Linked DNA regions of Homo sapiens: region 1 is linked to region 2. A link is a contact called in ENCODE Hi-C or POLR2A ChIA-PET data. All regions are on one chromosome and are shown on one strand. The core of a region is the stretch at or near the end of the contact, and the rest is flanking DNA. Distances in the headings are between cores, read along the strand shown. Region 1 overlaps TPM4 (tropomyosin 4). Region 2 has its middle 49 kb from the start of CYP4F22.

Region 1 (6,076 bases), core at 543-3,042, 520 kb after region 2:
TGGGCCTTGGTTGAAGCCTCTAATCCTGTAAGGGCTGCTTTGGCCCAAGAGGCCTTAGAAACCCGGTGTAAGCCTCAATCGGTAGCCGGTCTGGCCTCTTTCTCACACTTAACCGACACAGCTCTTGCTCTGATCTCATCCCAAGTCATCTCGCTGGAGGACAATTAACTCGGCTTCAAAATGGCCCTCAGCCTGGAGCCAAGATTTAGGAGCAAGACCGTCTAGTTGGGAGAGAAGATGTTTTTGGAGAGTTGAAGACTTCTTGAAAAAGTTCGAAAAGTTCTTGAAAAAGCAAAGGATGCTTCTTTCCGTCTGGGAGAGGGAAAACCTCTCCCAGGGCAAAAGGAACTAAGACCAGGGGTGGGTTAAAAAAAAAAAAAAAAAAACCTTTCACTCTTGTAGAATAAGCCAGGAGCCGGCGTGTGGTAGACTTCTGGGCCTGTTTCCCGACAGCTGGTTTCGTTTAGATTTTTGTGTGATTAACTGACATCTTCCTGTTCCTTTGCCACATGTATCTAGCAAGCCTCTTTTACCTTATAAGGGAAATCCTTTGTAGCGTGTGGAAGGCTTTGATTGCAGGAAGGGGTGGAACCCAAAATGACTCGGCCGTGACTAGCAGTTTTTCAAAAATACATATATATGTATGCATGTACAGATATGCGTGTATCTCCCAACTCCAGACAGCTGAAAATCTGCCAAAAGCGTTGTTTGCCAGGATTCAGAATTTCCCACATAAGGGCTACTCACTTCTTAAAAGACAACTCATGAATCAAGCACCTCTGTTTGATCTTTAAAATCAATTCCTCGACTGCTAATGGGTACACAGTTTTTTGTTTGTTTGTTTGTCTTTGGCGGGTTATGAAAATGTCCTGGAATTCGATAATGGTGTTGGTTGCAGAGTGTTTTTGCAACATCAGTTCCTGGCCCAGTTACTGAAGGTGGTAGGAGGAGTTAAGATCTAGGCAATTAAAAAGAATGAAAGGCACCCATTCATGGGAAGGCCTCAGTGACGTTTCTTAAGACAGTTTCATCAGTGGTTTTCACAATTCTCTGCATTTGGTGTTTCAGAGGACACTGCAATACGAAACACCTGTGGGAGTGCCCTCTTTCTGCTTCTAGGAATCTGAGGCTGAGAAACCTTCCTGACTCTATTTGTGTAGTTTTTCGGCCACGTTAGCCTCATTCTATTTTTTTTTCCCCCAGTATGAACTCAGGGCAGGAGAGGGAGTGGTTTCCTAATAATTTTTTTTTTTTGAGACGGAATCTTGCTCTGTTACCCAGGCTGGAGTGCAGTGGCGCGATCTCGGCTCATTGCAACCTTCACCTCCCGGGTTCAAGCGATTCTCCTGCCTCAGCCTCCCAAGTAGCTGGGATTACAGGCGCCTGCCCCCACACCCAACTGATTTTTTTGTATTTTTAGTAGAGATGCGGTTTCACCATGTTGGCCAGGCTGGTCTCGAACTCCTGACCTCATGTGATCCACCCACCTCCGCCTCCCAAAGTGTTAGGATTACGGATGTGAGCCACCGCGCCCGGCCTTCCTAATAATTTTGATAGCCTTCCCCAGTTCAGGGATTCTTCATTTGTTCTGATAGGAAAAAGCTAGCGTGGCTTCCCTTTTCCTCTCGGTTGAGGCCCGTTTGACCCGTTCTCAATATTCCTTCCAAAGAGCAGGCATCGCTGGAAAACTCGCCTTGCCTCGTAGCCCTGGCAGGACCTAGGGGACAGGTTCTGACAAGGAAGAGCCCTGGGTGGGTCTTAAGAGGCCATTCATTTCTTACCAATTCTGAGTCACTGAATAAAACCACTTCCCCCAGTGGGGCCCCTCGGTTTCTTCACCTGTAAAATGGGTGCGATGTGTGAGGATGAAATTGCAGTAAAATAAAACCGTGGCAGTAAGAGATGCCTTTCTCTGGCACATCCCACCTGCTGGGCATAAGCGGCGCCACCCTCTGGAGTTACAGCCTCAAGGCAGTCCGGTAACTAATCAGGCTTTGGGATGGAGAGGGCCAGGATGAGGAAGCAACCTTCCCAACACCACGTGGCTGTGAAAATGACAAAGCACGGTCGGGCGCAGTGGCTCACGCCTGTAATCCCAGTACTTTGGGAGACCAAGGCGGGTGGATCACGTGAGGCCAGGAGTTTGAGACCAGCCTGACCAACAAGACGAAACCCTGTCTCTACTAAAAATACAAAAAAATAGCAAGGCGTGGTGGTGTCCGTCTGTAATCCCAGCTACTCAGGAGGCTGAGGCAGAATTGCTTGAACCCGGGAGGTAGAAGTTGCAGCAAGCCGAGATCATGCCATTGCACTCCAGCCTTGGTGACGGCGCAAGACTCCATCTCAAAAAAAAAATTAAAAAGAAAATGACAAAGCGGGGATTCCAGCCCAGCACTTTTTGGCCCTGGAGTTCCTGGTTTAATGCTTCCCATTGTACTTCCTTTCTTGTAGGTAAAAACACCTTGAAAAGCCAATAACACTATTGGGGTATGTCTTCCATGCCTGCAACCAAGTTTTCTTTCCCTTTCCATATCTTTTTGTCCTGCCATCTCTCAGCCAGGCGGATTGAAGGATGGAATTCCAACGAGGCTCCCCCGCCTCGTCCCACCTTGGTAATTGCATGGCCAACATTTAACTGAGGGCTCCATAGTCTTGCATTTATCTTGCCATTCAGGTGAATGGGAGCGGAACTCACAGGACACAATGAGCCGGGTCACTGATGGCCTTGCTTTCTAAGAATCTCACAGTGAGCCCTAGAACTCTCTACGTGGTAACACTGTGTGCCTTTTTCAGAGAAGAGCCTATCTTAGATCTTAGCCTAACGTTGGGTCTATTGTGTTGCTGGAGAGACCAGCACTGACATTCATCTCAAAGCACATGGTATGTTTGACTCCTATGTTGACTCAACTACCCATCTTGTACTGGGACACTCGCTTTTTTTTTTTTTTTTTGAGACGGAGTCTTGCTCTGTCACCAGGCTGGAGTGCAGTGGCACGATCTCAGCTCACGGCAACCTCCGCCTCCCGGGTTCAAGTGATTCTTCTGCCTCAGCCTCCTGAGCATGTGGAACTACAGGCACGTGCCACCACACTCAGCTAATTTTTCTATTTTTAGTAGAGACAGGGTTTCACCACGTTGGCCAGGATGGTCTCGATCTCTTGACCTTGTGATACACCCACCTCAGCCTCCCAAAGTGCTGGGATTACAGGCATGAGCCACCACGCTTGGCGATGCTCATCTTTTGCTATGGAGTGGTAGATGTTTTTCCCAGACATTTTCCGGGAAGATCATACTGAAATTTTGGTATGAGTGTAAATTCCCTATGGCCTGGACTCCTGGGTGGGCTTTGACGGGGAAGATCAGGTTAACAGAGGGCAGGACATGGGGGAGGCTCCCACTGGTGGCTGGCCTGATACTTCTTAACATGGCTGCACCTCCGACCTCCCCAGGCTGAAGGTGATGTGGCCGCCCTCAACCGACGCATCCAGCTCGTTGAGGAGGAGTTGGACAGGGCTCAGGAACGACTGGCCACGGCCCTGCAGAAGCTGGAGGAGGCAGAAAAAGCTGCAGATGAGAGTGAGAGGTAAGGACGCTTTGAATCTGGTGGCATCCGTGTTTGCTTTTAGAAAATGGGGATCATGCTGCCGACCTCGCAGAGCTGGTGTGAAAGTAAACAAGGTCACAAGGACATGCATGTGTCCACAAAAAAGTGCATGACAGCACTTTGTAAACCATCACTCCATGGGTAGAGATGTTTATCCGTGGCCAGGCACGGTGGCTCATGCCTGTAATCCCAGCACTTTGGGAGGCCAAGGCGGACGGATCACCTGAGGTTGGGAGTTTGAGACCAGCCTGGCCAACATGGTGAAACCCCGTCTTTCCTAAAAGTACAAAAAAATTAGCCTGCCATGGTGGCGGGCACCTGTAATCCCAGCTACTCAGGAGGCTGAGGCAAGAGAATCTCTTGAACCCAGGAGGCAGAGGCTGCAGTGAGCCGAGATCGTGCCATTGCACTCCAGCCTGGGCAACAAGAGCAAAACTCCATCTCAAAATAAAGTGAGGGGTGTTTATCCTTACGGTAACCATGAAAAGAAACTTCCGACAGACAGAAAGGCAAACAGAACGGGCAGATGTGAGACTGCAAGTATGACTGTCCATGGTGGTCAGTTTGCAAAGCACTGCTTCTCGTATTTTCTCTGAAAGCCACAGTGCCTCTTAGTGTTCTCTAGACACCAAATTTCAGGTAGGCCGGATGCAGTGATTCCTGCCTGTGCTCCCAGCACTTTGGGAGGCAGAGGCGGGCAAATCGCCTGAGCTCAGGAGTTCAAGACCAACTGGGGCAATGTGGTGAGACCCTGTCTCTACAAAAAATACAAAAATTAGCCGGGTGTGGTGGTGCACGCCTGTACTCCTGGCTACTCAAGAGGCTGAGGTGGGAGGATCACTTGACCCCAAGAGTTTGAAGCTGCAGTGAGGCAAGATTGTGCCACTGCACTCCAGCCTCAGTGACAGATGAGATTCTGTCTCAAAAAAAAAAAAAAAAAAAAAAAAGCAGAGTACTGTGGAGAGGAGGAAAGGAAACTTGGGATGCACAGGTGATTGTTAGCAGAGCTGTCAGGCTTTAGGCTTTTGGACGGTGACAGCTATTTCAGGGACAGTTGCAAACCAGCATGGTTAATGTACTTGCAACTGACCATGCACCAGGTGCCGTGGCTCACGCCTATAATCCCAGCACTTTGCGATGACGAGGCGGGTGGATCAACTGAGGTCAGGTGTTTGAGACCAGACTGGCCAACATGGTGAAACCCCGTCTCTATTAAAAATACACAAATTAGCTGGGCGTGGTGGCGGGCACCTGTAATCCCACCTACTCAGGAGGCTAAGGCAAGATCCCCCAGCTTGAACCCAGGAGGCAGAGGGTGCAGTGAGCCAAGATCGCACCACTGCACTCCAGCCTGGGCAACAGAGTGAGACTCTGTCTCAAAAAGAAACTGACCACGTTCCTCACCCGCCCATGGTATCTGTGCTGCAACCCAGCCACCAGTAGGGTGCCTTCTCCTCGGTAGCCAGATCATTCTCTGGCACGCCTTGGCACAGGCTCTCTGGAAGACTGAGGGTAGATTGTGTAATTCACAGAAGCAGCAGTCTGTGTGTGGTGGAAAAGGAGTTCCTTGTGTGGCAATGGTGTGGGCCCGACCAGTGATCATCGCGTCTGCCCCTCATTCACACCGGAGTTCTCACTTGAGCCAGCCACCATGCTTTTGCAGTATAAACACCTCCCAAAGATTCATTTCTTTTTTTTTTTTTTTTTTTGAGACAGGGTCTTACTCTATCACCCAGGCTGGAATGTAGTGGTGCGATCACAGCTCACTGCAGCCTCGACCTCCTGGGCTCAAGCGATCCTCCCGCCACGGCCTCCAGAGTTCCAGAGTAAAGCTGGGACTACAGGCGCATGCCATCATGCCCAGCTAATTTTTTTTTGAGACAGAGTCTCGCTCTGTCGCCCAGGCTGGAGTGCACTGGCGTGATCTCAGCTCACTACAAGCTTCACCTCCTGGGTTCACGACATTCTCCTGCCTCAGCCTCCCAAGTAGCTGGGACTACAGGCACCCGCCACCACACCCGGCTAATTTTTTTGTATTTTTAGTAGAGACAGGGTTTCACCGTGTTAGCCACGATGTTCTCAAGCTCCTGACCTTGTAATCCACCTGCCTTGGCCTCCCAAAGTGCTGGCACGCCTAGCTAATTTAAGATGCATTTCTGGTTGTGCTGCTGTGACCACTAACCAGAGATTAGAAACCAGCTAAGGAATCTTGGAGATTGCATGTCACCCAAGCTGGAAATTTCTTCCCAAGTAGTGGAACAGCCAGGGCAGAGGGAACAGACGCTACTGCAGACTCTGCTTCAGCCACTGAATCAAGGGAGAGAGTGGCAGCTCCGGCAGCCACGGGGCAGTGGAAGGACCCAGTCACGAGAGTTCCTGGCTGTGCCTGTGGCCTGGGTTAGCTGCTGTTCACAGTCAGACCAGCCTGGCTGGATGCTGACGTTGAGGGCTCCCATATTGGCAAACCAAGGG
Region 2 (6,871 bases), core at 1,462-3,961:
AGCCTGGGCGACAGAGTGAGATTCTGTCTAAAAAAAAAATTAATTTACCAAATATTTCTTGGGCAATCTGCCGTGAGACAGGCACTGTTTGAGCCCTAGGTTCCCAGAGTTTACCTCTAGGGAGGAGATATGATAAATGATAAATAAGTAAAGAAAGAAGTAAATTCACACAGGGCCTTTTCTGTGACTTTTTTTGTGACAGAAATGGGGAGTTCTGAGCAGAGGAGGGACAAGCTTTGTCATACGAACTTTTTTTTTTTTTTTTTTGAGACAGGGTCATGCTTTGTTGCTCAGGCTGGTGTGCAGGGGTGCAACCATAGCTCACTGCAGCCTTGGCCTCCTTGGGCTCAAACGATCCTCCTGCCTCAGCCTCCTGAGTAGCTGGGACCACAGGCACACACCACCATGCCCAGCTAAGCTTTGTATTTGTTATCGAGACGGGGGTCTTACCATGTTGCCCAGGCTGGTCTTGAACTCCTGGTCTCAAGCGATCCTCCCACCTCAGCCTCCCAAAGTGCTGGAATTACAGGTGTGAGCCACCATGCCAGGACTTCCACAGGACTTTGTGTGCTCTGTTAAACAGAGACAGTGTGAGCAAAGATGGGACTAGGCAGATCAGTTAGGGGTGACTGCATTCGTCCAGGTGAGACATGATGGTGGCTTCAACCAAGCCGGGGTCTTTAGATGTGATCAAGAGCAATTGGATTCCAAGGAGGAGTGACTGTTCACAAAGGCAGTGCTGTCAGGCTTGGTGGTGGATAAAACGTGAAGTTTGAAAGAAGTGGGGGACACTAGGTTTGGGCTTGAACATCTGGAAAAATGGAACTGCCATCAGCTGACGTGGGGAATGCTGAGTGGAGTAAGTTGTTTTGTGGGAGATGTCAGGATGTCAGTTTTGGTTCAGAGGAATTGGACATGTCAGTCGAATAAACGGTTCTCCAATTCAAGAGTTTTGGGTTGGGCATGTATATTTGGGAAGCCTTAGTATAAATATTTTATATATTTTTCCAAAAGCTAGTGAAGCGATTTCAAATGGGGGTGATTTTTCCTACCAGATGACATTCGTTGTTATTTGGAAACATTTTTGGTTGTCACAACCGGTGGTTACTATTTGCGTCTAGAGGGTAGGGACCCAGCACTCTGCTAAACATTCTACAAGACAAAGGATACCTAGCTCAATAAAACAAGTAATTATCCAGTCCCAAAGGCAACAGTTCTGCTAATTAAAAACCATGAACTGGAGAACCAAAACAAACAAAAAAAAAAAAACAAAAAAAAAAAAACAGAAAAGAAAGCAAAACTTTAAGACTGGGTGAGATCTCATGTGTGCGTGTGTGTGTGCGCGCACGCGCGCGCGCGCGTGTGTGTGTGTGTGTGTGTGTGTGTGTGTGTATGGAGTAAGGGCTTAAGGGAGCCCTGGGGGTGGTCTCCAAAGTTAACCTAACAATTATGAGGCCAGGCGTGGTAGCTCACACCTGTAATCCCAGCACTTTGGGACGCCGGGGTGGGCGGATCAGTTGAGGCGAGGAGTTCCAGACCAGCCTGGCCAACATGGTGAAACTCCATCTCTACTTAAAATACAAAAAATTAGGGCAGGGCGCGGTGGCTGACTCCTGTAATCCCAGCACTTTGGGAGGCCGAGGCGGGCGGATCACGAGGTCAGGAGATTGAGATCATCCTGGCTAACACGGTGAAACACTGTCTCTACTAAAAATAAAAAAAAAATCAGACGGGAGTGGTGGCACGCGCCTGTAGTCCCAGCTACTCGGTAGGGCGAGACAGGAGAATCGCTTGAACCCGGGAGACGGAGGTTGCAGTGAGCCAAGATAGTGCCGCTGCACTCCAGCCTGGGTGACAGAGCGAGACTCGGTCTGAAAAACAAAAACAAAACTTTTTTTTTTGATTGAGTGCTTCCTGTGTGCTCTTTCCATATATTCCCATTTAATCCTCATACTGACTTGTAAGATCACTTTTTATTATTCCGTTTAACAGAGGTAGAAACTGAGCCCCCGAATGAAGTGACTTACCCAAGATCATTCGGTGCGGCCTCAGCGCTGGCGCTGAGTCCTCTTCTGCCCCACCCCTCAGGCTCCCAGTCCTGGTCTAGATCCCTAGCCACGTAGCGTAGAAGGGGGCGTCGACGGGGGTTGGGCTAGAGTTGGAGCGGGGAGGAGATGAGCTAAAGCGGGGCTGGCTGTGCGAGAGGCAGTAGCAGCGGCGTGTGTCCTGGGGCGCCCCCCGGTGGCCTGTGCTGGGGTCGTCGGCCGGGATCCCCTGTTCGACGTACTCCGGGGCTGAATGGGAAACAGACAGTCCCAGACCCTACGTGAGCCACCCGGATCTTGCAGGTGCTGCCTCTCCTACACCCCCCTCCCAACCGAGGGTCTCCAAGAGCGCATCCTTTGCCAAACATCTCCTGGGCCCTTTTCGGCGCAACCTCGCCATCCACTAGCAAACGAAGTTAGCCTTGAGATCCGACATATGTGGGCTCAATCTAGGCTCTTCCTTCCTAGGGGCGGCCTTGGGCACGTGACTGTCCCTCTCTGCACCTCGGCTTTTTCTTGTCATGCGAATAGTCCGGTATCATCATGCTTGTAATGCACACTGAGTTTCCGCCAAGGGCCACGAGGGTGAATAAATGAGAATGAGAAGGGGAGGAGTAAGGTCCCTGGGTCCCCGGAGCCCTGTTACACGTACTGCAAGTGTAATTCTCAAAACACCGAAGTCTGGTCCTGTCGCTGGCGGCTGTGGGACCTCCTTCCTCCTGAGTGTGAAGAACGCTCCCTCTGCTGGACAATTTGGAGATCCATTCTCTATTCGTTCAATTTTGTGTCCGTGCACGTTTGAGCGTGCATGTGTGACCGCGTATGTGTTTGGGTGCATTTGGGTAACAGTGTGTGCATGTGTTGTAGTGTGCACACGAGTGTGTGTAAACGTGTATGTGTCGGTGTGACTGTGTGTGCGCATATGGATGGGTGTGTTGGAAGGAGAGGAGAGGAGAACTCCACTCACTGAGTCACTGTAACTATCCACACACACCAGGCTGTGTTCCTGCTCATGGCTGGAGCCACTGTCAGAGCCCTTGCCTCTGTCCCCAGGTCTGACCTGTGCGGTGCAGGCAGGACATTCTGGAGAAATCATGCCCTTGGAGGAAGCTGTCAGTAATGACTGGTGGGTATTGGTGGATAAATACCCCAGCTCCCTCTCTCTGGGGGTGAAGACTCCCTTGTTCTGGGAGGTGCATGTTCTATTCTGTCTCCCTGAGGTACTAGGCAGGGCTGAGCCCTAGCTACCCACAGTGGAAACTTCCTCAATAAAGGTCCCTTTAACTGCTGCTGCCTTCCCTTCCCCATCCCTCTTCTCCATTGCCCTAATTGTGTTTCCAGGGATCACCTCCCAAAGAAACAACAGGCAGTTGAACTCTTGTCTTATGGTCACCCTCCTGATAGAGGATTTGCACTCAACTCCTTGTATTAAGGTCTAGTTCCAGGGAACCCAAATTAAGACACACATGTGTGCTGGTTCCTCCAATCCCCAGAAGCCTGTCAGTGTGCGCTTTTATTTATTTTTTTTACCAACGATGAATGTGAGGCTCAGAGAGGGCAAATCACTTGCCCAAGGTCACACGGCAGTGAGGGAGTGGCAGAGCCTGGCTTTGACTATGGGCTGTCTGACCACAAGCTGGGTGCTCACTCCTCTCCTGACAGCCTCCTCCCTCCTCAAGGACATGGAAGGAGCAGGGAATAAGTTATAAGTGTAAAATTTGAAAGGGAAATTCTTCCGCTTTCTGCTTCTGCTTCTACCTCTGGCCCAGCAGTTTGGTGTGCTCTTTTTTCAGTTTTTAAAAATTAAAAAACGTTCATATATATATGAACGTTTTCCAATGTATATAAAAGCATTTATGCACACGTTACCGGGTTTTTTTTGTTTATTAAAAAAATTTTTTTTTTGGAGACAGGGTCTCACTCTGTCACCCAGGCTGGAGTGCAGTGGCATGATCTCGGCTCACTGCAACCTCTGCCTCCTGGGTTCAAGTGATTCTACTGCCTCAGCTTCCTGAGTAGCTGGGATTACAGGCACACCACCATGCCTGGCTAATTTTTTTTTTGTTATTTTTAGTAGATATGAGGTTTCACCATGCTGGCCAGGCTGGTCTTGAACTCCTGACCTCAAATGATCCACCCACCTTGGCCTCCCAGTGCTGGGATTACAGGGGTGAGCCACTGCACCCGGCCTTTTTTTTTTTTTCTTTTTTTGATACAGGGTATTGCTCTGTTGCCTAGGCTGGAGTGCAGTGGCTCAATCTCAACTCATTGCAACCTCTGTCTCCTGGGGTCAAGCAATCCTCCCACCACCACATCCAGATGCTTTTTTTTGTATTTTCTGTAGAGATGGGGTTTTACCATGTTGCCCAGGCTGAACTGGAACTCCTGGATTCAAGTGATCCGCCTATGTTGGCCCCCCGAACTGTTGTGATTACAGGCCTGAGTCACTGCACCCAGTCCATTATCAGTTTTTTGATGACTCCAAACTTGTTGGGAAATATATCTGTTTCAATTATCTATTATTGTATATTGAACTACCAGGAAACTTAGTAGGTTAAAACAATATACAGGCCAAGCTCGGTGGCTCATGCCTGTAATCCCAGCACTTTGGGAGGCCGAGGCTGGCGGATCACCTGAGGTCGGGAGTTCGAGACCAGCCTGACCAACACGGAGAAACCCTGTCTCTACTAAAAATACAAAGTTAGCCGGGCGCGGTGGTGTGAGCCTGTAATCCCAGCTACTTGGGAGGCTGAGGCAGGAGAATCGCTTGAACTAGGGAGGCAGAGGTTGCTGTGAGCCAAGATCATGCCATTGCACTCCAGTCTGGGAAACAAGAGCGAAACTCCATCTCAAAAAAATAAAAAAGATATACAAGTTTTTTTTTTTTTTTTGGTATGTGTGTATGAACTCCTATCTGTATCAGAATATATACAACTTTTAGTTTGCTCACAAGTTTACAATTTGGGCAGGGCTCAGCCAGGATGGCTTTCTCAGTCCTACACAGCATCAGTGTGGGCAGCTCATTTGAGGCTGGAAGAGATACTTTGAGGTGGCTCACTCTCATGGCTGGCAATTTGGTGCTTCCTATTTGCTGGTACCGACTTCCTGCCTCGGCCTCTCAAAGTGCTGGGATTACGGGCATGAGCCACAATGCCCTGACCATTTTATTTTTTCTTTTATTTTCTTTCTTCTTTCTTTTTTTTTTTTTTTTTGAGACAGGGTATTGCTCTGTTATCCAGGCTGGAGTGCAGTGATGCGATCTCACCTCACTGCAATCTTTGCCTCCTGGGTTCAAGTGATTCTTGTGCTTCAGCCTCCTGGATAGCCAGGATTGCAGGTGCATGCCACCACACCTGGCTAATGTTTGTTGTGTTTTTAGTAGAGACAGGGTTTCGCCATGTTGGCCAGGGTGGTCTCAAACTCCTGACCTCAAGTGATCCACCTGCCTTGGACTCTCAATGTGCTGGGATTGCAGGCGTGAGCCACTGCACCTGGCCAAAATATATAATACATTAAAAAAATAAAGTTTATTAAAAAGAAAAAGAAGAGAGGAAATCACTGAGTAACATCGAGTAACATGCTCTGGTGGTGGTTCCTAGCTCTTGTGTGACCTCTGAACTTTTCCAAAGTTCCCTTCTAGGATTTCTGTCTCCCAATCCAGTTCATCTGGTCTTCTGTCACCCGGGCTGCAAATGTGGCAGTTATAGCTATACCTGCTGGTCCTGCCCTCAATATGGACTAAGGGGCTTGTTGGGTTTGCAATTCTTCTTCTTCATCATCTTTTTAATTTTTATTTATTTATTTATTTTTTTGAGATAGGGTTTCACTCTGTCACCAGGCTGGAATGCAGAGGTGCAATCCTAGCTCATTGCAACCTCAACCTCCTGAGTTCAAGCGATCCTCCCACCCCAGCCTCCCAAGTAGCTGTGACCACAGGCATGTGCCACAACACCTGGCTAATTCTTTGTATTTATATATGTATATATATATATATATATATTTTTTTTTTTTTTTAAATTTACTTTTTCAGAGATAGGGTCTCGCTGTGTTGCTGGTCTCGAACTCCTGGGGTGAAACGATCCACCTGTCTTGGCCTCTCGAAGTGTTGGGACTGCAAGCATGAGCCACTGTGCCTGGCTGGGTTTTGAGTTCTTGAGAGTGTTAAATGAAACTTCAACACTGGCTTCTGGTGTGAGCGTTGGGTGAGATTTCATCGGTCACCACATGGGTCTCCAGTGCACCCTGCTTCTCCTGCATCTCTTGGTTGCAGGCACCCCTCTAGCTCTGATTATCTCAGTGCATTTGAGGATGGAAGTGAGAATGAACATGTGTGTCCCACCTGGTGCTGGGTCTTTATACAGTGGCCCTTATGCAGAGCCCCCTCCTTTATGTCATTCAGGTTCCTGCTCAAAGGTCTCCTCTTGGGACATTCCTGCCTGATCACTGAGTCCAGAACAGCCCCCTCAGTCGCTGTCTAGCTTGTCTCATTCTGTTAATTTCCCATAAGAGAAGTGGCATGTCACCATCACCATGCACTATTGGTTAAGCAACTTGAGTAGCTTGGGACCTCAGCCTCCCAAGTAGCTGGGACCACAGGCATGTGCCACCACACCTGGCTAATTTTTTTGTATTTTTGTATTTTTTTTGCAGAGATGAGGTCTCACTGTCACCCAGGCACTATAGGTTAAGCAACCAATAGTGTGTGGTGGAGGTGGTGACATGCCACTTCTGTTCTCAATCCCAGGCCAGTCCAGATTCAAGGGGAAAGAAATTAAGCTCTCCCTCTTGCTGAAGACAGTGACAAAGACTTTGTGGCTATCACCTTT

The links. Hi-C counts contacts between places; a loop is a spot of excess contacts on that map. ChIA-PET counts read pairs that join two places held with the same protein, here RNA polymerase II (POLR2A). Pooled maps may share reads with other maps.
Region 1: a loop to region 2 is called in a pooled map, with 3 times the contacts of the local background. The contact joins two enhancer-like sites. A Hi-C loop is called at or near these places in 1 of 50 pooled maps. POLR2A ChIA-PET finds 5 or more read pairs at or near these places in 2 of 52 experiments (H1 and OCI-LY7).

The regions. Positions count from the first base shown.
Region 1 is chr19:16,078,464-16,084,539 of GRCh38, forward strand. TPM4 (tropomyosin 4) reads left to right here. Exons shown (of 8, transcript NM_003290.3): 2 at 3,450-3,583. Among named protein-coding and RNA genes, the nearest start is that of TPM4, 5.0 kb to the left of the region's middle. RefSeq lists enhancers at 22-241, 352-401, 592-661, 692-921, 2,018-2,745. Within about 2 kb of position 1,793, at least 20 of the 41 ENCODE cell types and tissues checked have a DNase peak (open chromatin) inside an H3K27ac peak, as active enhancers do.
Region 2 is chr19:15,553,785-15,560,655 of GRCh38, forward strand. No RefSeq gene overlaps it. Among named protein-coding and RNA genes, the nearest start is that of CYP4F22, 49 kb to the left of the region's middle. RefSeq lists a silencer at 2,029-2,088 and an enhancer at 2,549-2,688. Within about 2 kb of position 2,712, at least 11 of the 41 ENCODE cell types and tissues checked have a DNase peak (open chromatin) inside an H3K27ac peak, as active enhancers do.